7 separate regions of the Mus musculus genome follow, and all the other regions are linked to region 1. Evidence: chromatin loops called from intact Hi-C (ENCODE). Cell type or tissue: left cerebral cortex. All regions are shown on one strand.

Region 1 (4,000 bases):
CTTTTGAACAGCCCCTCTTCTGCCCAGGTGTGAGCATAGTAAAGTCTGGTCAGTCAGACAGCATCAAGTTTGGTTGACCAGTTGGCTCTACTTCTAATTGTTATCTTGCTACTGCAGACTTCTGTTTCCCCAAGTACACCCTAAGAAGTTTGATCTTTCTGACCTCCAAGAGCCCTTCAGAACTGGCCTCTTTTCTTGCATGACATGTGAAACAGATGAGCCCCAGACCCCAGACAACGCACACCCTGACATGCAACACAGGCTAAGCATAGGTCCCTGGTTTCCTACCCAAAGCTCTGAGCTGAGCATTTGAAATCCGATTCAGGCAAAAGTGCCTTCAGGCCTCCTGTGCTAGTCCTGGTGCTGTTGGCATGGAGGGACCCTCTAAAAAAGGACAGCACTGCCTTTAGCTCTGTGCCTCCAGACACGAATGCCGGCTCTTCCTTGCGGAAGAATAGAGGCGGCGGCAGGGAAATGCCTGCTGGCTTCCTCTGGGGCTGGCTGTGGGCATCCACTGCCTGTGCCATTGGGTGTCCCGCAGCTGGCTGGAGGCGGGCACACAGGAGGCCCAAGATGCAATGTGGTGGTGGGGAAGGCTGTGTGTTTCTGGTCGGCTGTGCTATTTTCAAACCCCATCGAAACCGCCTACGGAGAGCAGCCTGCCCTGAACCTGTCTAGCAGCACGTCAGCCCGCTGGTCCTCCTTGTGGTTCTGCATTCTTCCCAGGACCCGGGGTAGGAGCCGGTTGGGGGCTGGGCTCGCTTCCCCCACTAGCGGCGCCAAACCGGCCGCTCTGCAGTGAGGCCCCAGCGCACCTAGGTGGAGCCCGACCCGCAGTTTTCAGCTGGACCAGCCCCACCTGACCCGCCGGCACGCCAGACGGGGGCGCTGCAGGGCGGCCAGGTCCCCCGGGTCCCCTCCGCGGCCCAGTGCGCATCGGCAGCTCGGCGGCCCGGGCGCTGCACAGACGGCGGCGGCAGGCGCGGGCCAGAGTCCGAGGCAGCGCGGCCTGGCCGCCTGGGCCGACAGAGACCCACGCCGCGCTCCCGTTCCCGCCGCAGCTCGCCAAGACGCCGAGCCGAGCGGCGGGCGCGCGCCACCAGCACCGGAGCAGCAGCGTCCCGCGGGCGGCGAGGCGCGCAGCGTCTCCGGCCCCACCTGTCGGCGCGGCCACCCTCAGCGTCGCCCCCGGCGTCCCCAGCCAGCGCGGGCGGCTCGCGGCAGCGCTGGGCCCGGCCTCGTCCGGGCTGCGGCGGCGGAGGCGCGCTCTCCCGGCTGGGCGCGGAGGCCCGCACCGTCCCGGGCGAGGGGACCAGCCCAGCGGCTCCGGGCCGTGCAAGTTGGACTGCGGCGGACTCGGCCGGGCCGCTCGGGCCCCGGCGGCGGCGATGGTGCTGCGGCTCCTCGAGCGGCGCGCAGCCCCGGCCCTGAAGCTGCCTCTGCGCGGCGGTGGCAGCGGCGGCGGAGCGGCCCCCTAAGCCCCCCGCCGGAGCCAGAGCGGGCAGCGGCGGCGGCGGAGCCGGAGAAGGCGGCGGCAGCGGCAACAGAGCAGTGGAGGAAGGCGACGCCGATCTCTGGCGCGGGGCGACAGGCGACCAGAGCCGGGGCCGCGCCGGACCCCCAACCCGCCGGGCCGTTGCGCAATCCGCGGCCGGTCTGGGCCCTGCTGGCGGCGCGGCTCCGGGGGCGGCGGCGGGGCTGATTCATGGGGCCGCGGCGGCCAGTCCCCCGCTCCCGGGCCCCCGGCGCCCCGCAGCGCGCGATGGTGGCCGAGTGGCCGGAGCGGCGGCCGCCGCGGCCCGAGACTTTCTGCTAACCTCCCCGCCCCCGCCCGCCCCCTCCCCGGCGCCCTCCCCCGCGCCGTCCCCTCCCCCTGCCCAAAAGACACAGATCGCCTCCCGGAGTGGCGCCTCCAGTCGCGGCGGAGCGCGGCGTTGGCGGCGGATGGAGGGCGCGATCGGGCGGCCAAAGCGGCTGCACCCAGCGGGGCGCTGATGCGGCTCCTGGACCTTCGCTGCGCGACTTCGGGGGCGTCGGCCGAGTTGGCACTCCGCGATGCAGCTCCTGAAGGCGCTCTGGGCACTCGCAGGGGCCGCGCTCTGCTGCTTCCTCGTCCTGGTGATTCACGCGCAGTTCCTCAAAGAAGGTAATTGTCCCCGGCGCGCGCGGTACCCTACACTGCTCGCGGCGGCCCCTGCGCGTGATACTGTTTCCAGCACCTTCCAGCGCTGCCAGCGAGGTGGGCCGAGGCTCTGCGGGGCCAGAGTGGCCGATGGCGCGAGCCTTCCCAGAGCCCAACGCTGGATCTGCCGCCCCTCGGTGCCTCTGGGCTCATGGTCGGCGCGGATTAGGTGCGAGCCCGGGCGTGCTGGGGCCTGGCTAGCTCCGGTGTAGTACTGGAGCCCAGGCTTAAGCCCAGGCTGCAGTTGCCATCCCCTGCCCCGCAAGGCTCGGTGGCAGTTGCGCCTACCCGCATGCCATGGACCCTCGGTAGGTGGCACCAGCGCTCCACTTTGGTAGCCTGGCTGAAGCCAGTACTGAGCAGGCCAGGACTGAATGGATTGGGGGCTGGGGATGCAAAGGTTGTCAAGGGGTGAGGACTGGGGAAAACTGCACCCTGTCCCATGCTGCTTTACAGATCAGGTCGGGTACCCACCAGACTTTAGGCTAGGTGGGCAGATTTTTTTATTGCCAGAATGCCTAGAACTTGAGACCACTCAAGTTCTGGGTTCCTTTGCCCTCCTGGCTCCTTCCGGATTGCAGGATTGTCCCATCCAGTTCTCGAGACTTTGCTAAGACTTGTGTAGTACACATTGGACTCTGTGGTCACAGCGGCCCTTTGGGATTCTTTCCATTGGCTTGTTTGGTGTGCCTTGGTAGGCAACAAATAGTGGGCACTCTGAAACTTCTTGCCCTTTATAGTCTTGGTGTCTCTGGGCTCAGCCTGCTCTGGTGGGCACCAACTGTAGGTGGTCCTAGTACCCTTGCACTGGCCATGCCCCTATTGGCTAGCCTTCCCCTAGGTCAGTAGAAAACACTGAGCCCTGGAAAGTACTGGTGCAGATTCCTACAGCTGTTCTCACTACCTCCAGGTTTCTAAGGATGAAGGGGTTGATATTCTATAGCCTCCCTGCCTAATTAGTGATCTCCTGTAGGCTGGGAGCTACCTGGATCCTGGAAGCATTCTGGCCTGCTATACATTGTTAGATCGTTCTCCCTTGATTTCAAGTGCTACTTTGAAGAAAGTAGCTGGTTTTGCTGTAGGTAGGTGAGCCTGCTCATCTGGAGCTTACAGGCTCTTCTTGGAGTTGGAGGCCAGTCTTAGCCTCAAGCTTAGGTCACCTACTTCATGAGTGAGTGGTTCTGCCATGGGCTGGGGTCCCTGCTATTGAGATAACTTTCCGTGCAAACATGAGTCGTTTCCTTCAGCCCCCAAACCCACCCCCAGGGCTGTCCTCAAGTTGGTATTATCTGCTAGACAGCTGTGTGTGTGTGTGTGTGTGTGTGTGTGTGTGTGTGTGTGTGTGTGTGTGTTTGGGGGGAGGGCTGTGGAGAAGACCACATGGTGACATGGTGTGCCACAGACCCCAGGACGTGGGGTCCTTATACGTTGAGACCTTGTTTGGGATACAAGTTCTCTACCCTTTCCACAGCTTCTTTGTTCTCTGGGGTATTCACCAGAGGGACAATCATTGAGCTTAAGGTGTTGGGACTTCTCTGAATTATCCAGCCTGCTTGAGTTATTGTGTTGTGAACAGTCAAAGAGATGCTGGTCATTTAGAGACAGTGGCTGGGTTCCTTCTGCCTGGGATTGGGTGGGAATAAACCAGTCCTGGAGTCTTCTAAGCTATTAGATTTGGTCCTTTGGTCAAGGGGGAAGTTCTTGTGTCCCTGGTGGCCAGGTGTGAGGTCACAAAGGCAGTATGCTCGTTCTGGAGTGGAGGGGAATGTCCCCGAAGGATGGGTTTGCAAGACAGCCCTTTATTTGAAGGAAGCCTAA
Region 2 (4,000 bases), 59 kb before region 1:
GACAGAAGGCATGGGGTAGCAGCCATACAGATCCCAGCAGGGGAGGGGACATCGAGAGCCACAGTTCTGACAAAAGCTGCCATTGCAAGCAGATGGGAGACTTTGTGGGCAGCTTGCATCAACTCCAACCAAGCCATGTAGGCACCCCTTAGTCTTTGTGGAGAAGTGTCCCTCCCTCCTCCAGGTATGTTCAACATATAGACTCCACCCTACCAGGTCAGAGGAAAGCCAGGAAGATACCGTCTGGCCCTAGACCTGCCCAGTGCTATTTCTGAGCACCATCACTGCTCAGACACCTCCAGCCTTGACCTCTTATCAGTCGAGGCGGAGAAAAAAAAATCCAATGACATAGGGCTTTGCAGCCCGCCTTCTGATTGGCCCCACAACGTTCCTGCCGTTAACTTTATGACGCGCTACCCAAGGACTAATTAAACCAGATGGCGGTAAAACCCGAGTGGAGATGCAGAGACACTTTTACATTTAAGTTGATCAAAATTAGGTAGAACAGCATATGCTGGTGGAGATTGAGATTTTTTTAACTACATATTAACGGCCGCGCTTAATACCCTTCCCGGAGAGCTCAGCACAGCCTGGGCCCTTGGTGCTCTACACACACGTCTTCCCGTCCCTGTCACCCAGCCACGTGGTTGTGGTGTAATTTAAGCAAGCAGAATATTCTCCACAGACATCCTCAAAGCATCCCGGGATGTTAACTGCTGAGAGGAATGGAAACTGGTCTCCCCAGTCCAATTCTTGTCAGTGCTGGGGATGCCACCAGAAAGGGCCATATCCCTGTTGATGACACACTGTGACTTTGCAGAGTGAAGCCCACTGGCTCTAAGCCTCTGCAATACTCCTGTATCTCGGGCTTGTTCTTAGGTCAGGGCCGTGCCGAAGCTCATGGAGCCTCCAATGTCAGGTGGTTTGGTTGCTGGGACCATGTTGGAATTTCCTTTCCAGGCAGAGTACACCTCCCAGCTCTGGGGAAGTGTGGTTGTCTGTCTAGGCCTGCTCACCCCACAAGATGGGACCCCCCCCCACACACACACACACACACTCCCACAGAGAGATCTAGCTGCCCGCTTAGCCTTACGGGGCTGGGTTCATTTGAGATGAAATTCTCCTCGAGCAATTTCCTACTGCCATGTGCTTTCCAGAGGTGTTTGGTCTAGCCACCCTCTTGTGTGATCACAACTTCTAATGAAGTCCTCACACGTCCTCCTTACCCCAGAGGAAAACTTCACTGAGTTGGTCACTGCCTTGTCCCTCTGCACTAGAAACTCCAGAGATTACAAGTGGTTTGAGAGAGACCCCCTAAATCTGTCACATGGGATTTCTATCTCATGGCCTCTCCCTGCCTGCAGCAGGTAAACCAACTGGTCTCTGACTGGCGTCTGTGTCTGTGTGTGTGTGTGTGTGTGTGTGTGTGTGTGTGTGTGTGTGTCTGTGTTAGGGGAGAGGCTAAAGTCTCGGGCAATGGGCTCCCAAGGTATCTCCATCTTCCATGCCTGCAAGTCTCTCTCAGAGACAGGCTTCTTGCCTAGTTGACAGGGCATCCATATGTGTGTGTGTGTGTGTGTGTGTGTGTGTGTGTGTGTGTGTGTGTGTGTGTGTATGTGTGTGTGTTATTCACATTAGCAGGTGCCGAGTGGAAGCAGGAGCCTTAGACCTCAGGCTGCGGGGCAGGTATGGTGTGTTGCCAGTGGCAGTTGCTAGTGGAAACAACTTACTCAGCTCCTCACAGGGCCTCTGCCCTTCCCCCTCCCACACTTCTGAGCCTTCTGAGCCCCATAGTGTGAGTCTGGATGTGCGAGGATCTCCCAGAAGCCAACTCTGGCTTGAAAAATCCTGACCAGGAAGTTTGTGTCTGCTCTGTCCAGCACACACACACACACACACACACACACACACACACACACACACACTTGGGGCTACTGACCACTGGCTTGGCTCTGAGCCAGCACAGGCCTTGAACTGTGTCCCCGGAAGGAATCAGGCCTATATATTTGGAAGCTGCAGAACTTAGTCCAGTTTTTGCTGCTTAGTCCCGCTGTTGACTTCCTGTCCTAGGTCTAGAGGCTATGATGAAGCCAGATGGTATGATTTCCAGGGCCAGGCTCTCTGCTTGGCTGCCCAAGAAGCCTACTGTCTACCCCCCATCCCTTCCTTCTGTGCATTCCTCCCCCTGCTGTCCTCCTGGGCAAGCGAGATGGGGGCACATGCTGGCAAAGGCCTACCCTGTTTTCCAGTCCACTGACGCTGGCATGTGACAGTACGGGGCAGTCCCATGAAAAGCCCCTTTGTCTCTTCTCACTAATTAAGAAATAGCAGCAGGCCTCAAGGGAGCCGGGGCCCCGAGTCCTCTCTGGATGCCAGCTCTGGTCCTAGAGCTAGCAGCACAGCTAGTTGTGAACTTCATGGAAGACCCCAGCCCTGGTGCGTGCCTCCTCGGTGTTCAGTGCATTCTGAATTCAGTGCATTTTGACTCTTCAGAGCTCAGGGGATAGAATAATAATGCTGGCAACGATCTGGAAGTTTACAACCCAAGACAGGCCTGTGTCCCTCCTGTACTGTGGCTCACTCTGGGTCTCAGTGCATGCTATAACCTGGAAGCAGTGGCCTCTGGGCCTTCACTGCTCATGTGATAGGGCAAAATGTGGCCACCAGAACCTCTGTCTCTACTTGGATACTTGTCACCACACTGCCCTTCCCCATCTGGCATGTCATCCCTCAGGGAATGAGATGGGCTGTTCTCGTATCTTCTGTATATGAAGTTCCATGTACAGTCCTAAAGTCATGATGCACAGCCGCTTTCATATGCTCCCCCAAGGCTAGATATACCCCAACCTGTGTCACAGGGCATAGCTGTCTCTTCTAGAGCTGGGCTCTGGCTCAGTGGAGCTCCAGATGGGAAAACTAGCTTCTCCTATTGAAAAAGGACAGCCCAGAAACATCATCACATTTAGCCAGCCTCTGACCTGTGGCCTCTGGTCTACTTTCACAGGCTACGAAGGGGACAGACATGCTTGGATGGACAGATGCTCTCCACTCTCCAGTTTTCACCCTCTAGGAAGCTAGTTACAACCACGAGCAGGGCAGACAGGAAAGCAGAGACTTCTCAGTGTGGCCACGTGTCTGGTTCCTGCAGAGGTGGGACCCGTGTTCCGCAAGGCAGGCCAGCCCTCTACCCACTCCTCCTGGGCACTGTGCAGGCAGCCGCCGCCAGTGGCTGACCCCAAGCGGGGAGCCATAGGGAAGTTTAAATTTGAAAATTAACATGGAATCAAAAGAGACAGAGTAATTTTTCATTCTGCTTGAGAGGTTATTTGCTTTCTCAGGCGATGCTTAGTGTACTGATACATGATGTCAAAAGGTAAATGATTTTAAACCAGATTCAATTTAAATTTCATTACATATTTGTAAGAGATGGAGGCTCCAAGAATCCCTCGCCTTCTCTTTGAGCATCTTTCACTTTTAATAACTCCGGAGCCTAATACCCTAATCTATTTATTATACAGTGGTGAAGAGGGGCTTGCTCCTAGGGAATGGACTCTATGTGCCTTGTCTCTGAGGTGACCCCAGTGCTGGGTGGACACTTCTGCTGGCAAGCCCATCTCTTCAGAGGTACAAGAGAGTCACACGCCATTCCAGGTGAATAGGGGGACAAAGCAGACTGGAGCTTTTTGAGATGACTCAGTGGGAAAAGGTGTTGGCCTCTAAGCCTGTCAACCCGTGTTCAGTCCCTGGCTCCTACATGGCAGAAGGTGAGAACTGACTTCCCTGTATCATCCTTAGAACTCTTCACTTGTGCCTTGGCATGTGCACTCATAGGATACGCTTAACACAGATACAAACACTTGTAAAATGCCCATCAAGACAAAAGAGATGAAGAAGAAGAAGAAGAAGAAGAAGAAGAAGAGGAAGAGGAAGAGGAAGAGGAAGAGGAAGAGGAAGAGGAAGAGGAAGAGGAAGAGGAAGACGAAGAAGAAGAAGAAGAAGA
Region 3 (4,000 bases), 620 kb after region 1:
GATGGACAGGGGCAGGGGCGGGGACAGGGGAGCAGAGGCCATGAGCATGAATTACATGTCAGGAACAGTGCCCCACCAGCAAGGCAAGAGAGGCGAGTGGGAACAGAAAGAAACCAGTGGTTTAGCCTTCCACTGTGACCTGAGCTCGGTCCTAGGAAGCAAGGAGGAGGGAGAAGGGAAGGAGGAGACATGGTTTTGGCAAGAAGAGGTTGTTACGGGGTTTCAGTGGGGATGTCTGCCGCCAAAGAGAGTGTATATGAACCCACACATGTACTCACATGTGGGCACAGAGCCAACCATGTACCACCTGTGGGAACACACACAGGTAGTCACCTGCGAGTCTGTACACATAATCATACACTCGCATGTGTCCACATGCATAACTGCACACCCACATGTGATATTAAAAAGAGAAACATGCACCGTATTTGTGCATACACAAGTACGTACCCACATGTGGGAGTGCACAGAAGCATGTACCCACATGTGTATACATGCATGTACCCGTGTCTGTATACATGTAAACATGCATTCCTGTGTATTCCTCACAGCATGCATCTATGTGTATACACACACAGGCATGCATTCACATGTGCCCCAACACATATACAAACATACCTCTGTATTTATCCATACATACCAACACATATACCTGTCTATTTAGACATACCCATTCATAAGTACACTCCTATCTAAACTGCCAAATTAACCTGACAGAGGAAGGTAGAGAGATAGATTTGGGGTGGAATTCTTAAAGTAATGAACACCTCAGGAGGAAACAGGTGACCACAGCTATAAGACCTGTGCCAAGGGAGGAGACTTTAGAAATAGAAACCAAACTTCGAAGAGTGTTGTGTGCAAGATGGGAGATAGAAAGTGACTGGGGTATAAGCCAGGTCCCTCTTGTCAGGTGGGTGGGGCAGTGGCTGGATGGTCTCAGCAGCTGATGCTGAGGTAGGCTGAAGAGAGCAAGGCCAGGTGAAGGGATACACAGATGCTCATGGCCCCTACAGGAGCAGCTAGGAGAGGCTACCCTGGTTGCAGGTGTGCCCCAGGATGGGCAGAATCTTTCTAGTTAGCCCACTCCCAGAGGTAAGGGAGAGGCAAGAACCCAAAGTGAGGAAGATGGTGATGCCTTCCAGGATGGGCCTAAGGGTGTGGCTTTCCCAGGGGAGTTGGCAGAAGGTGTGAGAGAGAGAGAGCACTAAAGGAGAGGTGTCCAAATGACAAGCAAGTGGCTTGAGGGAAACTGAGGCCTAGAGTTTGAGTACCACCCACTGCTGGGATACAATAGGCCTTCATGGGCCCTCATGATCCTCTCAGGTCCTAGTGCTTGGATGCTCTTAATCCTTGTGAAAACCTTCCCTGTGGCCTCCCTCACGTCATAGAGACTTTACAGCATGAACGAAGATGGAAACATGGTCACCACCCACGCCCACGCCCACGCCCACCCTCTGTAAACTGTGAGGCACAAACACTTCCCTTCCTGAAGACTCCTGGAAGCTGGGATGCACAGCAGACCTCTGAGCCAGCGCCTTGCTCACCCCTGAGAGCCACCTCAAGACCATACTCAGCAGCCGCAGCCGCAGCCATAGCCATAGCAGGCCTACCAACAGTGTGGCTCCCCAGATTGAAGGCTACAGGAGGCAGCACAGGCAAGACCGGGGGACCCTATAACCCAGCCTCACTGTACATGTGGATCCATGGTCTGTCTCCCAGGAGGAGGCCAGCCCGGAGAGCCCAGGGTCAGCTTCCTCCTGTCCCTCCGCTACAAGATCCACCTGTTGTATACCAGCAATTCCAAACCCGCTTTTTGCCTGTGGCTGCTCAGAGACCAGAGTCCTCAGCCTGGTCTTGCTGTGTGACCTGCCTGTCTTCCTCAATTCTCCTTGCTCCTCCAAGCAGAGCGTGTGTAGGAGGCAGGCCAAGGTCTTCAAGTGCTACCCAGGGTTCCAACCAGCCAGCTCCCCGTGAGGGGAGAGTGTGCAGCCCAGAGGAACCCAGCCACGCTTGCAAAAGGCCCTCACAACCATTGGCATGTCTTTTTACTACCCCCAAGCCCAGGACTTCCAGCGACTTCCAGAAAACGAAATCTGACAGCATCGGGGAGCTGCCAGCTCTTGATTCCAGCCTGCTGCTGCTACGGTAGCTTAAATTGCCAGGCTCTGCGAGAACTGTCCAACAGCGCCCCCTGGTGTCCACTCTCACCTCTGCTTCTGTGACCTGCCAGCCCTGGGTAGAGCTGTGGAAAACTTTGCCCTGGACAGACCTGAACAACCATGAGGTGGATTGTTTTTCACACAGGTCCAGTAGGTTTGTTGCCAACCATGCTGTGAGAAGCAAACATTCTCCGCTGACCCAGCTACGCCTTTTGGGTTTTATCCGAGTTCAATCTGGGAGTTCCCAACCTAGAGCAGGAGACTTGGGATGGGCACAATCTACTGTGAATGCAAGCTGCTGAAGGCACTGGCCAAGCGCAGACCAGGCTGTGGGGGCCACCGTAATCTATGGTGGGTGAGTCATGGGCCTCTAGGCATGGAAGTCAGGAAAGAATTGTGGAGAAGGTAGGGGGCAGCGAGGGCTGAGAAAGAGAATCGGTCTGACAGGATGGAGACATATAATAAGCTCTGAGAGTGGCTGCCTCTTTACCATGTGACCGTGGCAAATTGGATGGTGGCTTAGGGTTTTGCTATGCCTTGGGAGTGGAGTTTGGCTTCAGAGGATAAGCCACCACAGACAGTCCTGGGAAGCAGGCCTGGGTTCAAGTGAACCCAACAGAATGGCCCTTGGTATTGAAGTTGTTATCTTTGACAAGGAGGTTCACTGTAGGATGACTACAGACCATGGTCAGTTTCTCCCACAGACCAGCCCAGTGAAGACTGGGGATAAATTTTAGGGAAAAGTCACAAGCTTAAGTAGGAGGAGAACGTCTTCATTAGGATTTCTATGGCTGCCACGAAACACCATGACCAAAAAGCAAGTTGGGGAGGAAAGGTGTTTATTTGGTTTACACTTCGAGATCACAGTCCATCGTTGGAGGAAGTCAGGACAGGAACGCAAGCAAGGCTGGAACCTGGAGGCAGGAGCTGGTGTAGAGGCCATGGAAGAGCACTGCTAACTCATGGCTTGCTCGGCCTGCTCTCTTATAGAACCCAGGACCATCAGCCCAGTTATGATCCCACCCATAATGGGCTGGGCCCTCCTCCATTGATCACTAATTGAGAAAATGCTTTACAACTGGATCTCATGGAGGCACTTCCTCAACTGAGGCTCCTTCCTCTCTGGTGACCGTAGCCTGCATCAAGCTGACACACAAAATCAGCCAGTGCAGAGGGGAAAGACAAGAAGGAAGAAGCAGCAGAAAGAAGGGAAGAGGATGGAAGCCAGGAGGATGTGGGAGGCGCCCTGGTGGAAGCAGCTGCATTTGGGATAACTGGGAAAGTGGCATGAGATCTGGGAGGTAAGCTAACTGGTCCACTTTAGGAGTCTAGTGTGGGAGAAGTGCCAGATCATAGTGTCTCCCTCCCGTAGATAAGGAAGGACTTCTCAGGCCCTGTAGAGCCTACATCATTGCCAGAGAGGGTCAGTTTGGGTTTTTTTCTTTTTAAAAAATAACTATTTATTTATCCTTCTCTCATATATTATATCTCAACCCCACAGCTTCCCCTCCATCCTCTCCTCCTAGTCCCTCCCCATTCTCCCAGATCCACTCCGCCTCTGTTTCCCTTCCTAAAAAGAGCAGACCTCACAGGGATATCAACCAAACGTGGCGCAACAAGTTACAATAAGAGTAGGCAGCTCCCCTCACATCAGGGCTGGACAAGGCAACCCAGTAGGAATAAAATGATCCAAAAAGCAGGCAAAAGAGTCAGAGAAACTTCCCTCTGACACCCTCGGAGAAGCAGCTGTGAAGTCCTACTAAGCATCACACTAAGAAAAGCTGCTGCCAAGTCTTACTAAGCACCGCACTATGAGAAGCCGATGTGAAGTCCTACTAAGC
Region 4 (4,000 bases), 250 kb before region 1:
GAACTTGTAATAGGAGGGGAGGTACCCATTTACCTTATTAAATGCTATATCGCCTGTAGGTGCCTCAGGGGTATCCATCACTTTCTGATGTGTCATTTAAATGGTCAGATGTCATCCAAAAAGAAACTACATTGAGACAGGAGCTGGACTACCTGAGGGAAGACACTCTCCTGTGAATCTTTCCAGGTTCCCGTAACTGCTATGACACTTGGTTTGGAGCCAGCATCCTTCCATGGAAGCCCAGTGCTAGGAAGGATATGGAGGACTGGGACACTGGCAGATGTTACTGGTGGTGATGACACTTCAGCCAGACACCACTAACACTGGAAGAGACAGAATACTTGGGAGAGGGATCATGGGACCAAGCTCAGAGGCAGGGAAATGAGCAAGGCTCACCTCTGCTCAGCCTGCAGTGACTTGCCTTCTCTGAGAGAGGTTCTGAGAAGTTTTCTAACAAGACACCATGGTGCTAGAGGTCCATGGTTTCAAAACTCTTATCTTTTATGAAGAAAATGCCCTGCCAGGGGACATTGTGACCTCCAGGGCTCAGGTAGTGCTTTTGTGGATAATGATTAAGAACTATTTTCCATAACTTAGCAAGAGAGAAAACCCACATAGTCTTTGTCAGCATGCTTCAGTACAGCACTCTTTACAAATGGCTACCATTAGAGTCTGCTCAAAGCCCATGCTGTCTCCGTGCTGTGAGCTCAGGCTCCTAGTCTCAAGCACATAGCCACACAGGAGGATGCTGAGAGCCTCACCAGGATCCCCAGGGCTATTACTGCCCTGATTTAAAAAAAAAAAAAACATTAAAATAAACAGGCAGATGCCATCTCCTCAGGCACGATTGAATTAAGACAGAGAGAGAAACTGAGGTTCAGGGAGGCTGGGGAACTCCACCTAGACTCCATATCTAAGCAATCTGCTCCTACACAGGGCAGTGCAACAGTCCATGGGAGTCTCAACCCCATTGGACAATCCCAGGAAGGTCAGGACTACATCTCTCCTCCTACACCAACAAATACTGGGGAACTAAGAGGGATGAACAGCACGCTGAGAGCTTATTGCTACTATGTCACAGGTAGGTGACTCAAACACATTTCAAGGATGGGTATACTGAGACTCAGAGGGTCAGAATCTGGTGCCGACTGGACCCTGTCAATCTGACAGAGGCCTGAATCCCAGGGTCAAAAATCTAAAGCTGAAAGGCTCAATCATTGCTAGAGCTAAGGTGTAGAGGCTGAGAGAGGTTGGGACACCTTCCAAGGATCACACAGCGGGCACCCAGTTCCTCTGAAGTCACTAAAGGCCACCTTAGTTACCCTACACAGGTGCTCAGCTTCACTGTGGGGCAATATGTTCCTGCCCCGCAGAGGACCAGATTCCCGTTGATGGCAGGGCTTTATATTTTTTATTGTGTCCCGAGGCAAGGAAAGCCCAGATAGAGCAAATGAACATAGGTCAGAATGAAGGAGTCTGTGTAGGGTGCTGCATTCCTGAGCACAGAGACTTGGCCAAGGACTACTGTATCCTAGTGCCCCATCCAGAGGACCATCCTAGATGGTCCCAGAGTCTATCAGTACCACCACTGAAGGGAAGAGGTAAAGGAAAAGGAAGAGGATCCTTGTGGAAGGTACCTTCCCACAGATCCAGTTCCTCTGCCTGGTACTCCTCCTAGGGTCTGATGCCAGTCCATGATGGTGCAGAGAGGATGACACGCCCCCATCATGCTATTGGCATCTCCTCCTCCTCCTCCGGGTCCTTGCTACTCAAGCATTCTGTAGCTTCAGGGCTGATGATGGGAGGGATAGGCACTGTGAGGCACCGGACTGCAGCTGGGCAGATCACAGGTCTCACGGCACCCCAAATCTCCTTCACCCATAGACAATTCTGGGGTGAGCCTCGGCAGTCTCAGTGCATTGGTCTCTTTGTCATGGCGTAGCTCATGACCTCTTTGCTCCCTCGGGGTCCTTGAGCGAGGAATGTAGGCTGAAAGATTCGAGGCAGGATGGATTCCCCAAGGGCCACGTGGGCACCTGAAGGCCGAGGGTGTCTGCAGGAGGAATGAGCAGTTCTGGATTAAAACCCGACAATGGAATTGGAAATGATGTTTCCCTGCAAACGGATTCTAAAATAAACACTCCGGAGCTGGCACGCATTTGCTGTGCCCTGCTTCTCAACACAGCCGAGATTCACTTACGATCGTGTTGGTTATAAATTGCAGCCTGCATTTCTCATATCAAAATGCACAGCCAGTGATATTTAACGCTAAAGAAATATATCCTCCAGCAATGAATACAGTCAGAAATTACTCACTGAATTTAACCAAGGAGAGAGAGATGCCATGGAGATGTACTGCATAAATTCGGGCATGTGGGACAATGGCCACCGTTTATTAACATTTTATCTCCTCCTGGAACTGTTTGACCTTGCTTCAGCAGTTTTATTGGGAGCAAGATCTCTGGACGCTCCCATTTTCCCCCTTTCCAAAGCAGCCCGACTTGCTCTGAGCAGTAAATACGATTGAAGGTGTTCATTTACTGATGTCTCCTTTAACCCAGAGGAAGAAAAATGTAGAAAAAGTCCCCTGACCCCCAGAAGAAGAAAAAAATGAACCCTACCTTTAAATACACCGCAATTCAGACCACTTAACCGAGCTGCAGTTCATAAAAAAGAAATGAAAGCAAATTACCTGAGGGGCCAAGCTTTGTGACAAGTGCACAGGCTCAGGGGCATTGTATATTGGAGAGGGGACTTGTGAGGGTCCTTATTGATAAATGTCACCAAATTAAATCCATTCATACAAGCTAGGATCATGTGCTGAGCACCAAATCTTCCCCTGGCCTTGGGCCACTGGGAAGCTATCAAAGGTAGCAGATTGACAAAAGCCTGCTGATGTCTAAGAACAGGGGTAGAGAGGAGCATGATGGACAATCAGCAGGCAGGAGATAAGTGCAAGGTTGGAAGAGATAGGTGAGATGCTCCATGGTGAGGGACATGCCTTTCTCCCTAGCCACGCCCCCTGGACGCGTCTCCCTGGACACGCCCCCTGGACACGCCTCAGACACGCCTCGCTGGTTACTGTATGGCATTTTCTCACCTCCCTCCTTACTGGACACACTCAGGAGAACTAGGAACCCTCCAAAGGAGGACTGTGGTGTGCACGGGTGCACATTAACCATACAGAAGCCCACCAACGTCGTGTTCAAGACAGAAATGGTTGGGGGAGCATTTCTCCAATCATCTATCGCTATATTTAAAGCCTCCTTGACCTCTGTCCAAAACTCCGTGGATGCCATCCAAGTGTTGAACAGGATTGAGGCATAGGCTTCCTTCCCCAGACAGACCTAAAAGGAAAACTAATTTGTATGCGTTTTCCTAGCACAGCTACAACATGGGAGTCACACAGAAACAGGGCTATCCCAAGATACGGAGAGAAAGATGACAGTGTAATAATTCCACTCAGAAGTGTTATTGAAGAATCCCAGATATCTCCTGATAGATATATAAGAATAAAGAGGGAGCGAGTCAGAGATTAATAGACCAAGAAACAATTGTAATAACTACGAAAAAAAATAAAAAGAGTGTGTTGCTGTGGCATTTAGCTTCATTCTTATTTTTTTAAAGCCTTTAGAAAGGAAGCAATGTGAAATTTGTAAACTTGTTATGTTTTGTATGGTTTTAAAAATATTTAGTGCGTGCATGTGTACATGCGTGTGTGTGTGTGTGTGTGTGTGTGTGTGTGTGTGTGTGTTCTGCATGTTTGTCTGTGTCCCATATGTATGCAGTACCTGTAGGGACCAGAAGACAGCATTAAATCCCCTGGAAATGGATTTACAGGTGGTGGTGATCTGTCCTGTGGGTGCTGGAAACAGAATCCAGGTCTGCTGTATGATCAGTGTCCTCAACCACTAAGATAATTCTCCAGCCCCATTAACCTATTTTTCTGATCACCAGCAATATTGTTCAAAGATCCTTTCTGACAATACTTGTATTACAA
Region 5 (4,000 bases), 910 kb after region 1:
CCTCCAAGGGGGCTGAGGACTCCAGTCTGGATGGCTGCCCAGCTGTGTGGGAGAAGGCCATGGGGCAAGGCCAGAGAGTACAGGCAGCACGAAAGAGCACCAGGAACCTCACCAGGAAGAAGGCTGTGTGGAGTTAGAGTTGATCACTCCATGGCAGGAGAGAGATTCCAGGGATGGGCAGCCACTGAACACTCCCTCTGAAGTGACTGATGACAGGAGAAGACCGTGGCCGAAGGAGGAAGACACTGGCTTAGAGTGAAAATAGAGGTGAGGAAATGACATTAGAGGTTGACAAGGGATGGTAAGAGGGGTCCTGAGTATTTCAGGCTCCCTTGGATGGGGTTCTGGACTCTTCCTAGAGCATCCCATTGGGTCTCCTATAGATGATTGCCAAGGAAGAGTCGTGGCTCAAGGAAGAGTACGGCATCTCTGAAATGCCTGGCGTTCCCTCAGCTCCATGGTAGATGGCTGTGAGTCTCAGAAGTGTGGGCTTCATCTCAGGGAGAAGCTAGGTGGGGCCTAACCCTACCTACTTTTCTTCCCAGAGCTTTCTGGGAAGTAGGGGTGAGAGACACCTCTATATCCTGGCACAGCTCTGGGGAGGAAGCCAGTCTAGGAGGCTAGGATCTGAATCCCTTAGCTCTATGACCTGTGGATGGTCACCCCCTCCCACCCCTGACCCCTGTATGGTGTCTCTTGGGTAAGATATAGCCCATAGACAGATAGTACATTGTTCCTATCTTTTGGGCTATAGCCATGGGTCTGAACAGTGCCCATCAAGACTTACCTCTCCTAGCATAGCATCATGCCCACTGTCACAGTGAAGACCAGGGGGTCTCCAGGACATGCTAACTTCAAATATAAACAACTGCTTCTCATGACCAAATGCCCTTGTAATTAGCCATTCTAGAACCTTAATAAACTAACTTGTGCACTCTGTCAGACTCCACACATGCTTGTCTATTGAGAGCTGGCATATGTGCCCAGAGAAAGTCTCCCAGAAGCTTGGTGCCATATCAAAGCCAAGTGTTCCCCCCACCACCACCCCACGGTCAGCACAAACCTGGAGAGGGAGGCATGGTATGAGAGCACACTTCTTCACTAGCTATTACACAGGGACCCCTAGGTCACAGCAGCATGTCCCCAGCCAAACACACAGCCAGGACCCTGCCCAATCATCTTACGTGCATCCTAGTACATCAGTCTCTACAAACTGCAGGGCATATTCCAGCATATTCCATGAGCTCAGTTCCCAAAAGGCACACAACACATGTGTCCTTGAGCTCCAGGTTGCATGTCCAAGCACAGCAACACAATAGGGACAATCTAGAGGAAGCTCTGGCTGCGGGTTGCCCAGTCCATCGTCCCCAGCCCAGGCTAGGGACAGAAGGGACCCTGTTCTTCTGAAGTAAGATGAAATATTTAAAAATGATCACTGAGCAGCAGCTAAACTCCAGCTGCCACCAAGCCACTTGTCCCAGAGAGCAGCTCATACGTGGAAGACAATGACGCCTGTGTTTGTGCATTTACTTAATTTTAAGTTAGGCTTCCCAGATCCTTAAATCAACAGTGGTTTCTGTGGATCCTTGTATATATAAGAGGAAAATCAAAGCCTGAGAACACAGGTCAGGAAGAGGCCGGAGAAAAAGGCAGTGGTTCGGCGCCACCTGCAGGTCTACGACTGTAACACCTAAGTCACCAGCCCGGATGGGGCCTGGAGCCTTGGTGGCAGGGCAGAACCACCACGCAGTTCCCGAGGATCTCACACAAATGTGAGAAATTAATAGGATTTACCAGTGAGAATCTCCTCTGAGAATAGCTACTTCTTCGTTTAGGAGAATGCAGCCTCAGTAGCTAGTGAGGACAGACAGACCCTGCAGGTCCAAGGGACTGTGTTCAAAGGGGTAGTGTGGAAGTTGAGTACTGCCACCCCACCCAGTCTTCCCTAAGCAGAAGCTTCGGCCATTCCGACTGAAACTAGAAGAGTCCATGCTGGGACAAAGACACAGATCCTAACGGCTTTCCTGGCTGTCTCTTTCCAGTCCTTGCAAACTCCACAAAGACTTGCAAAGATTCTAATTTGTCCGAGGACACACAGGCCCCAGGATCCTCCACAAGGCCTTGACCTGGGAGATGACCTCCTCCAAGGCCACAGGCTCTCTCTGATGAACACCCTTCTGGGGGGGGTGCGGGGGGGGATAGGAAGAAGGTCAATCTCCTTTTCTTCCTGAAGTTGCCCTCTGGTAGGTCACGTCGGTGTCCTTTCTGCCTGCTCTCTGCTGAAGCGAGCATGCCACACATTACACCTCATGGGAACATGAAAACAGCCTTCCAAACAAAGTCAGTAGTGAAAACTGCTTTACCAGAAGGTACCCACCTATCAACCAGCCCCTAGGAGGATAAAGGCCCCATCCTGACATCTTTCAGGTTCTAGCCCAACCTGTCACCTCACCAGCCACACCTTCAGTCTCTAGACTGCCACCTCTAGACTGTGGCCGCCTGACAGTTAAGACAGGAGGCAGTTTTACGGAGAGCAAACGGTACTGCACTCTGATGACTCTCCACTGTCTCTCTGTCCATCCAAATGCAAGATGGACCTTCTCACAGCAGAAGCAGAATATTCTTACAGCTGCCCTCCACAGCTTCCGGGTCTCGGCTCTCCCAGTGCTCTATCCTATTCAGCTGCTCCCCAAGTGACCATCTCCCTGTGACACACCTAGATACAGTCTGCATGGCTGGCCCTACTGACCCTCACAACTCTCCAGACTATGCAGACAAGCAAGACTGCCCACCTCTTATTGCTGTATGATCTCTGGGAACTCTGCCTGCCTGATGCAGACCCACCAATTAAAAGTATCCAGAGAAGCCAGCACTAAGGAAATTGAGGGGAAAGGATCTTGAGTTCATGGTCACCTTGGGTTGACAAGACCCTGTCTCGAACAAACAAACAAACATGGTCAGGAGATGGAAGAGTGTTTGCCTAGCCAATGAACACAATGCCCTGGGTTCAATCAGCACACAGTGACAAGGCAAAATGACACTTGCTGTGATCCCAGCACTCAGGAGGTGGATGCCAGAAGACCACAAGTTCAAGTTTATCTTCAACTATATAGCAAGTTAAAGATCCCGTCTCAAACAAAACAAAGCCTGCCCACCATACACCTAGTTAGATATTGTTCTAGAGCAAACAGTGGCATAGACCCATGGGTTCATTCCTCCTTCTCCCAGCCTTGTTTCTTCGCTTCCAAAAACAACCCTCAGGGCCTGTGGTTGATCAAGTGTACGTGCATCCTGTCTCCTGATCACCGGTTGCTTCCCATCTTAAGACTCTACGTGCAAACACGGTGGTTCACTCTTGACTCATTTCCTGTCCTTGGGTTCTCTCTGCTTCTTTCTCTTTCTCTTTCCTGTCCTTGTTCCCTATTAACAAACAGCACATACAGGCAGGGAGCTGGGAGGTCCAGGGACACAAAGTGATGGAGTAAGCCATACTACTCATGGAGATGACCCCCACCCTCACCTGTAATGTGCTCTAGATAGAAGGCCCATGAGAGCAAGTCAAGGTCTTCCAAGGTGTAAGAAAGCCGAGTGTTCCAGCCAGATCTTCATGGCCAATGGTAGAGGAGAATCCAAGTTATAAAAAGAAGAGAGGTTTGGTTTGGTTTTTTTTTCCTCCCACTGAAAAAGGTTCAAGGCCCACGTGGCACAGTGCAGGCTTAGTGATGGCCACTACCACTTGAGTGCATTACATCATGGCTCATGGTGGATGGCAGAGGGGGAGGCATGTGGTAAGAACAGGTGACTCATCTTGATCCAGGAACAGAAAGAGAATGTAGAGGCAAGCTTGGCCTCTACAGAACTTCTGGGATCACCTTCCAAGGGAGAGAGTGGCCCCCCAGTAACCTAAGCACTTCTCACCAGGCCTCTTCTCCCAAAGGATCCAAAGAACCCACCAACAGTGCCACCCCAAAATCCAAGTCTTCAATTTTAATGGGTTCTT
Region 6 (4,000 bases), 75 kb before region 1:
TGTGGCGTGAAGTACTTTCAGGTGACTTTATGGGTGTAATTATGGGGATATGTTATGATAATGCCGCAGTAGAAGAGAGAAAAAAAGCAAAACATTAAAATCCCCATTTCTTTATATAGCTCGGCAGCTGCCTCTTTAGAAGGGCTCATTTTTGCATTAAAACGTGGTGTGCTGGAGTTAATGACCTCTACAGATTGCCACCTGTCACCCAGGGCTACAGTGAAGCCCAACCCCCTCAATCAGGGAAAGAGTGGACAGGCAGCACCTTGTCTAGAATCTAAGCATGGCAGATGAGGGCTTTCAGCTGCTTCTCTGTGTCACCAGGCACTGGCTCAAGGCCTGTGAGGGGCAGGAGCAGGATCCTATGAGGCTCCTCATTCCTTTCCAAAGGCCCACTTGCATTTATCAGTACCTCTGAGCTGCCCCAGAGATTTCTGTAAGGTCGGGTTTCTATGCAGGTCATTGGCACCCGCTGAATGTCACTGACCCCCTCCTCCCTTCAAATGCCTCTGCTCCAAAGTGCTCCAAGTGAAGAGGCAGCTGGTGTGCACTGTCCTGGAGCTGAGCTATCCAGAGACATTCTCAGCATTAAAGAGGGTCTGAGTGACTGTTCCGGGCCCTCTGTCACTGCCGGGAGCATGGTGAATGTATACAGAGCATCGTATGTGTGATATACAAAGCATTACATACTGAGTGCTTTCTAATGTTCACTTCTTAAAATGGCTGGCAGGGGGAAAGAGGACACTCCCTTCTGCCACTAAGTGGGGGTCCTTTGGGATCTAGCCTTCTGACCTCCTGGGAAGCCAAGTCTCAACTTCCCCAACTCTGTCCTGGAGGATAGCGAGTGAGTGGCAAGACTCCCTTATCACGATGTGGTTGGTCTCCCCCTTGCAAAGTGCTGGCCCTGGGCTCACCTCCCAGGCTTCACAGGGATTTGTGACGCTGAAGATGGAACCTGTGGCATGTGCCTTCAGTCTGTGTTGGGGGAGCTTCAGCCCCGTGCCAGGCTGTGGAGCACAGAAGTGGACAAGATGACCGCTGTCCTAGAGCTGACATCATAGTGGGAAGACAGACAGTTCACACAAAGGCAAGCCTGGAGAGAGTGGAGACAGGCAATCTGTATGGAATGCTGTGTTCTCTAGGGTCCTTGGGCAGTCTCCCCTCCCCATCCACCTTGCACTGGGCACAGAGATGCTGCTCCATCTGTGTTGGAGTTAGCCAGTGGCTCCTTGCAGCCTGCCTGCTTGTTTGGGCATTGTTTGCAGAGAAAGAGACAGGGAGGGCTATGACAAGCAGATGGGGCAATGCAGCCCTCAGGGTCCCTGATGTCAAGATTGTCACAAGGAATAGGCTATCCAGAATGAAGAACCAGGCCGATCATGGCCCTGAAACATGAGTGATGTTCTCTGAACGAGTAACGAAAACAAAACAACATAGAATGCTCGGTCGGCACTCCCGTTGAGACAGGAGAATCTCATGCCAAGTTCAAGGTCAGCCCAGACAACTTAGTGATATTCTGACTCAGAGATGGCTAGGGATGCACATTGGTGGTAGAGTGTTTGCTTAGCATGTGCAAGGCTTTGATTTCTATCTATCCATTGCAAAGAAAAGCACAGCGGGAGGAGGGAAGGGGAGAGGGAAGGGGAGAAGGGGGAGGGAGGGGGAGAGGGAGGGAGAGGGGAGAGGGAGGGAGAGGGGAGAGGGGAGAGGGAGGGAGGGAGGGAGAGAGAGAGAGAGAGAGAGAGAGAGAGAGAGAGAGAGAGAGAGAGAGAGAGAGAAACTCCCATTGCATCTCTCAGTAGCATCCTAGAACCTGAATCTGCTTGCTGATGGGATGCAGGGATTCGGGGTGGAAGTTGCTGGTCTATCTGATTGTGTTCCTTCTCAGGTATCCTTGTCAGCTAACTCTCTAGAGACCTACAGCTCCCCAATATGTGTTCCCAGTTGTATGAAGCCTTGGGTGTTCGTTAATCGAGACCATGTCCCACTCTTCTCCCCAGCTGCTCCAGACAGCTCTCTCCAGCTTTATGTTTGCGGTCAACCTTACAACAATATTTTCCTGGAACACTGCGGGTACTTGTGTGTTTTCTGTCTATTTTTGCAATGATAGAAAATCCCAGAAAAAGGTGGCATTTCTACCTCACCACAGACAGTAAGCTAGAGGGAAGCGATTAGCTGTTCTCTTTCTAGGGTTTGGGTAGGTGAAACCATTGGAGAGTGGGTGTGTATGCAGGCAGGGAGCTTGGCCATGGGCCTGTGGCGGCGCTAGAGCTCAGCAATGGGGCCTCAGGACTGGAACCACATGGTGGACAGAGTGAGTGGTGGGGGGCAGGGTGCTAAAAAAGCCCTGGATGGAGCAGAGAGCCATTGCCCTCTGAAAAGGGACTAACCTGTCAGATCCCTGAAGACCCATGATTCTGACAGTCTTATTGAAAAGAAAGCGAACTGTGGTATTTCTGACCTATGTTCACTGTTTGGAGAAATAGTGGGGGGGGGGGGGTAGAGAAAAGCCTTTCCAGGTGCCAGACTGAAAGGCTGTTCTCCGTGGTGGCTTCTTTTGCTGAGCTCTGGCAATCAGCATAGCCTTGTTATCTCCCAGGACTTTCTGCGCTCTCTTCTCACTCTGGGTCAGCTTCTCAAGGGCATCATGGGCACTTGGACCTCTCAGTGCACTGTAGGGTGTGAGCAGTATCCCCCTCATCCCCCACTGCCATAGTCCCCTTCCCAGCTGTGCCAACCAAAGCTGTCCCCAGCCACTTGTCCCTTGGAGACTGAACTAGAAGGCTTATCATCAGTTTCTTGTCTGTGTGTCCCCAGTGGAATTGACTGTCCTGGCATCTCCCAGCTTGTGGGATGGAGACTTTGGGCTTTCAGCAAAGGTGAGATGGGGGAACCCTTCTGAGCTGCATAGCACATGTGGGATCAAAGGGTGTCCCGCTGCTAGGGCCCAGCAGGGCTTTCCCCTACCCAGAAAGCCTGCGTGGGCTTTGAGGCTGCTGTGAGGCCTCCTCCTGGCTGCCTGTACTGTTGGAACCACTTTCTGCTGCAGGGAAGGTGTCTCCACACGTTCTTTGAGCTGCCGTTTTTCCGGAGCTGGGACCAGCACGTTTTGAAGGTTGCTTGCAGCCTCCTCTTTGAGTCGAGTCTTCTTCATTTTCTGTATCTATCACACATGGAACTGTGCTGCTGCTGATGGTGATGAAGCCATTTAGAGGTAATCAAACATCCCCGGTCCAGCATAGCAACAGAGGGGCCCATCAACCTCTCTTCATCCGCCCACTTGCTTAATTATGCTCGCCTCTCTCGGAGGCAGCCCAGTTCCCACGTGTGATTGATTTCAGAGTGTTCTGGGGTACCCAGAGTCCTTCCTTTGCTCTGTGGGGAGTTCTGCCCCTGCTCTCAGCAGGTCAGCCGCTAAAGCGTCCAGGAAGCTGTGTCCTGAGACTGTACATTCTGGGGGTGGAGAGCGTGTGTGGTTGGTTCTGTTCTAGGCTGCCCCTTCCCCAGGCCTTGGTCATTGTGCCCTGGTTAAGTGCAGGCTTCCTTAGGCGCTCTGCAGAGACTCACATCCATTCGTACCCGAGTATCTTCTCTCTCCCATATGCTGTCCTGTGGGCACTTCAGTTGGGATTTCTGTGTTTCTGTCTCTCAAAGGACAATATGGCCCTCTCTGGTTTCCTGCCATCTGTGGGATGGCTGTATGTGCCCCATGGGAGAACTGATGTGTGTGTTCTGGTGTGGTGGACAACACTATATACACATACACACATGTGATCACACACACACACACACACACACACACACACACACACACACACACTAACATACTCATGGCCAGATTTTCTGCCAGAACTGCATATTTGTGGCTCACATGCTCCATGGAGAACTGGAAAGTGTGTTTTGGTGTGGGGGCAAGTATTTCTGTCTGTCTGTCTCTTTGTCTCCGTCTCTCTCTTTTTTTTTGTTTTTTTGAGACAGGGTTTCCCTGTATAGCCCTGGC
Region 7 (4,000 bases), 81 kb before region 1:
TATCTGGAATATTCGAGACAAAATGTGCTACCACCCTGCCCTCCTGACAATGTCAGGATGTCTGGTTTCTGCAGACTGTCCTCCCTACAGGAAAGTGAGACTGGGGAAGCTATCCTGGAGAAGATGGTACCCAGAAAACCTGGATCTTAGTTAAACAGGAAATGGAAGTCAGAAATTAGTGGGAAACCCCCTTGGTAGGCATGTTCATATTACAGAGAGACCATTACCAGGGGCTAGGCAGTGAGAAGCCTGACTCCATTTCACTAGCACTGTTTTGGATGTATATGTGCTTCTGAGAGCAAGTACTTGTGCATTCTATGCATGTGTGCACGTGTGCATGGCAAATATGCATGTGCATATTCATTCATGTGGCTGTGGCCATGCGACATGTATGTATGTCTATGCATGTGTGTGCACATGCATGTGTGGTCACATGCTGTACATGTATGCACATGTATATTTTTGCATGTGTGCATGCACATGTGTGCTCTATATAGCATACATGTGTGTATATGTGTGCATGTATGTGGAGGTATGTGTGACCATGTAGCATGCATGTGAATGTCAGTGCCTTGTGCATGTACCTATGTAGGGGAGTGTGTGCCTATAGCCACATGATATACATGTAGCTTGTGTAGAAACAAGCTTGTGGCATGCATGTATCCAAGTGGAGTGTGTATGGAGTTCAGCTATGTGGTGTGCGTGTGTGCATGAACATGGTGCGCATGTGGAGTGCGTATGTGTCTGCGTATGTATACAACCTGGGTACTTGCCCTCCTTCAGCCCCTCAGCAACGTTCTCTATGTCCTGGTCTGTTTAAATGCCACACTGGACCAGGGTGCAAGGGGAAAGGCTTATGCTGGTATGCACCAAGTAGCTTGTGGGGAAAAGCCTCCATTTCTAATGAGATCTTGTGTGGGGGTACCACCCCTTCCCATGCAGAACAAACACCAATGAGAAGCCTAACTGGGCCTGCTGTTAGCATGTTCACTGGTGCACAGGAAGGGAATGGAATCGACCTTCATGGCCATGGACCTACAGGGCCACCTGGGGAAAACACCAGCTTTTAGAGTTTCTTCCTGGAGTGCAAGGAACTTACAAGGGAAAGTGGAAGTGACCCGATTCCGCTGGTTTACAGGGGCAAACCCGTTGTCCAACGGCAGGAATGCACATCAGAGTTGTAGTCTTCGCTACCCTCCTCAGAAAACCAGACCAGGGACTTTATCCTGCACACACTCTGGAAAATGGATGAGAGAGAGGAACCACAGGCCATGGCCTGGGGGCAGAGGCTGTGGTACACGGGAGTCAAGGAAGTGCATCAGGAAGATGCAAAGGAATGTCTTCTTAGGGTAGACACACAGAGCCCACAGGATGGCAAGTTCTAGAGACAGGGTGCAGGTGCGCTCAGATGCTCTCTGGTGGGCTCAGAGCAACAAGGCATACTCAGGAGCCCTGGTGCTGGGCACAAATGGGAAACAGGCTGAAAGCATTATTTGCTTTGAATAAACTTTCGGTTCACTTTCCGGATCAATACCAAACAAGGTCTGGGACCCCAGCGTCCCAGGCCTTTGGTGGAAGACTCTCGCGTGGGGGGGGGGGGGGGGGAAGGGGGTCCCAAGTCACCTAACTTCCCGCTGGCCCTGAGGGTCTTGCGCGCCCAGAGCCCAGGCTACGAGGATGCTGGGCCGTCTCTGTCGCCATCCAGAGGCTCGGCTAGGGCGCGGCGTCCCCTCTGCTCGCCTCCCTCGCCGGTCCCGGGCCAGTGCGAGGCCCCGCCACGCCGGGCACGCGCTCCAGGCGCGCCCCTCGTACTGGTGACGGGGCGCGCTGAGCCGGGGCGCGCAGCGACGCCCAGAGCCGCGGGCTGGCGTCCCCGGGCGGGCGAGCACGGGCGCGGGCGGCGCGGGCGCGGCGCGGGGCGGGCGGCGCGGGGCGCAGTGGGCCGGGGCCCGGGCGCGGCGGCGGCGGCGGAGAAGGAGGAGGAGGAGGAGGACGAGGAAGAGGAGGAGGAGGAGGACGAGGAGGAGGATGGCACGCGCGGGGCCCGCACGTGGAGGCCGGCGCGGGGGCGCGGGCAGGGCCGGCTGCTGAGAAGCGCTGCTGCCCCCCGCGCGGGCACCGCGGCTTCAATGGCGCCATCGCCCAGGACCAGCAGCCGGCAAGATGCGACCGCCCTGCCCAGCATGTCCTCAACTTTTTGGGCATTCATGATCCTGGCCAGCCTGCTCATCGCCTACTGCAGTGAGTACCGTGCACCCGGGCCCCATAAGGGCCTCGGGTCCTCCAAGCGGCCCCAGCCCCAGCCCCGGCGGGGCGCCCCGCGTCGGTGCGGAGTTGCGAGCGCGTGGCGCGCGGTCCCGGGTCTTGGCCGCTGTTCCGCTGGCCCGGGAGGGCTTGGTGCAGGCGGCTCCGGGGTCCAGACACTCCGCGGCCGGGCACAGCAGCCCCGGCGAGCTTCCGCGGACTAGCCAGCAGGGCCGGCATCAGGCCCAGGCAGGCACAGCGCGTCCCTGCGCGGCGGTGCCCGGTGTCCGCCGTGCGGTCGCCGCTCCGGCCCAGGCTAGCGACCGAGCGGAGCTTCCCGCCGGCGACACTCCCTCCGGGGACTTATGGGGACGCAGCAACCGAGCCCGAGCGGGACTCCTCGGGCAGGACCGCGGCTTGGGTTCCTCCGACGCGTGGTGGAGCCTCTGCCTTGCTAGGAAGCGGGCTCGCCAGATGCTTTCTGTAAAAGGAGAAGTAAGGGAACGGATGCCTCTGGAGGGGAGGGCCCGCTACCGCTGCAAGGGTGGTTCGGAGGAATGAACTGACGACCCAGTGGGTCTGGCAAGGGCTGCGGAGGGAGGTGCGGGCTGGTCGGAGCCTGGCACGGGGTTCTGGAGCTGGGCTTAGGCTGGGACCCGGACGATGGGTGATCTTATCAGTAGGTCTTATCTGGGTACCGATAATCTGAGTCCTGGGTACAGTCTTGGGGCTGGTGTAGTATGGGTAGGCATCATCTTGGCTGGTGTCTGCTGACTGTCGGAAGCTGTTGGGGTGGGTAGAGGCTGGTTAGAGTCCCGGGCATAGGCTCTATAAGAGATGGGCGCTTGCCTGGTTACAGTTTCTGCCTTCCTTCCCGTCTCTGCGGGAAGAAAAACTAGTGCCAGTGAACACCTGTCATGAAAAAAATGCCACAGGCAAGGGAGGTGATGACAAAATATGGATTCTTTACTAATTTAAAATAAAAGGCCATCACCAAGTGGTTCCTCTCACTCCTCCCTCCTTTCCCCGGCCATCGCTCGAGCCTGGGGCCTCCTAGTTCCCAATCCTAGCTCTGAAATGAAATTGCAGCAGTCTTGAGACTCAAGTCGAGGCCGAATATGTCATCAGAGTCCTGGGACAACTCTGAATGGGGATAGCTCAACCCCCAACATGGTCGAGGCATCTTAAGGGAAATGCTAGTGAGCCCAGAGGAACTACTCAGTCTGCATATGCCTGTGCTGCTGTGGCGCCTTGAGGTTCATCAAGCAAGAGACTGGCTGCTGACAGTATTCTAACCTGGCTGCCCTAGGATAGGGAAAGGAAGCTGGTGGGCTGAGCCACAGGAGAGTACTCACTGCTTAGCCTTCTGTAGCCTGCCGGCTTCTTTCAGGGGCTTCTTCCCAGGTACCATTGAGCCTAGATTCCTTAATGATACAGGACGGGTTAAAGATGGGTAAACTCCAGAGATAGACAGGTGATACCAGGATGAAATGCACTTCCTGGTGTTGTCCCAGGAGTGGCACATTCAGCAGTGGGGGAGGGGCACGGGGCGCGGAAACCTGGAGCTGGCTGCTCTTCCTAGGCAGATTCTGGTAACACTGTCCTTGGGTCAGCCCGAGAGCCCAGAGCTGTAGACTGGGCTCATAGAGGCAGCTCTGCATGTTGAAAAGGGACAGCCATCCACTGTTACTGACTGAGTGACAACCCAGCCCTTGACCTCAACACTCTCCTCTTCAGGGAGCCACCAAGCTGGGGC

Evidence for each region. Peaks named below come from ENCODE experiments on the same cell type or tissue, not always from the same donor. Only the 100,000 strongest peaks of a DNase experiment are listed, where the experiment ranks them.
Region 2: a loop joins it to region 1, with 2.2 times the contacts of the local background. A loop is called at or near these places in 2 of 42 quality-filtered maps.
Region 3: a loop joins it to region 1, with 9 times the contacts of the local background. A loop is called at or near these places in 17 of 42 quality-filtered maps.
Region 4: it touches region 1 in a loop (2.1-fold over the local background); 2 of 42 quality-filtered maps call a loop at or near these places.
Region 5: a loop joins it to region 1, with 10 times the contacts of the local background. A loop is called at or near these places in 8 of 42 quality-filtered maps.
Region 6: a loop joins it to region 1, with 4 times the contacts of the local background. A loop is called at or near these places in 6 of 42 quality-filtered maps.
Region 7: a loop joins it to region 1, with 6 times the contacts of the local background. A loop is called at or near these places in 6 of 42 quality-filtered maps.

What each region holds. Positions count from the first base shown.
Region 1 is chr15:87,623,341-87,627,340 of GRCm38, forward strand. The region is part of intron 1 of Tafa5 (TAFA chemokine like family member 5); the gene reads left to right. Among named protein-coding and RNA genes, the nearest start is that of Tafa5, 81 kb to the left of the region's middle. In left cerebral cortex, CTCF peaks have their summits at 828 and 2,487; DNase peaks (open chromatin) are centred at 803, 1,555, 2,162 and 2,482; H3K4me3 peaks cover 3,461 bases; H3K27ac peaks cover 1,898 bases.
Region 2 is chr15:87,564,487-87,568,486 of GRCm38, forward strand. The region is part of intron 1 of Tafa5 (TAFA chemokine like family member 5); the gene reads left to right. Among named protein-coding and RNA genes, the nearest start is that of Tafa5, 22 kb to the left of the region's middle. In left cerebral cortex, no CTCF peak of the experiment used is centred here; a DNase peak (open chromatin) is centred at 2,271; H3K27ac peaks cover 510 bases.
Region 3 is chr15:88,246,233-88,250,232 of GRCm38, forward strand. The region is part of intron 5 of 4930445N06Rik (a long non-coding RNA gene); the gene reads right to left. Among named protein-coding and RNA genes, the nearest start is that of Gm41376, 30 kb to the left of the region's middle. In left cerebral cortex, a CTCF peak has its summit at 2,197 (motif pointing left); DNase peaks (open chromatin) are centred at 250, 1,455 and 2,173.
Region 4 is chr15:87,372,715-87,376,714 of GRCm38, forward strand. No RefSeq gene overlaps it. Among named protein-coding and RNA genes, the nearest start is that of Gm35422, 95 kb to the right of the region's middle. In left cerebral cortex, no CTCF peak of the experiment used is centred here; DNase peaks (open chromatin) are centred at 2,149 and 2,929; H3K4me3 peaks cover 281 bases.
Region 5 is chr15:88,535,717-88,539,716 of GRCm38, forward strand. No RefSeq gene overlaps it. Among named protein-coding and RNA genes, the nearest start is that of Gm35831, 23 kb to the left of the region's middle. In left cerebral cortex, a CTCF peak has its summit at 1,658 (motif pointing left); a DNase peak (open chromatin) is centred at 1,646.
Region 6 is chr15:87,548,691-87,552,690 of GRCm38, forward strand. All of the region lies in intron 1 of Tafa5 (TAFA chemokine like family member 5), which reads left to right. Among named protein-coding and RNA genes, the nearest start is that of Tafa5, 6.4 kb to the left of the region's middle. In left cerebral cortex, a CTCF peak has its summit at 2,248; DNase peaks (open chromatin) are centred at 1,088, 2,253 and 3,083.
Region 7 is chr15:87,542,363-87,546,362 of GRCm38, forward strand. Tafa5 (TAFA chemokine like family member 5) reads left to right here and starts at 1,937. Exons shown (of 4, transcript NM_001252310.1): 1 at 1,937-2,241. The coding sequence starts at 2,130. It overlaps Gm35471 (a long non-coding RNA gene), which reads right to left and starts at 1,611. Exons shown (of 3, transcript XR_384322.2): 1 at 1,100-1,611. In left cerebral cortex, a CTCF peak has its summit at 1,709; DNase peaks (open chromatin) are centred at 1,763, 2,157, 2,722, 2,967 and 1 more place; H3K4me3 peaks cover 2,524 bases; H3K27ac peaks cover 1,643 bases.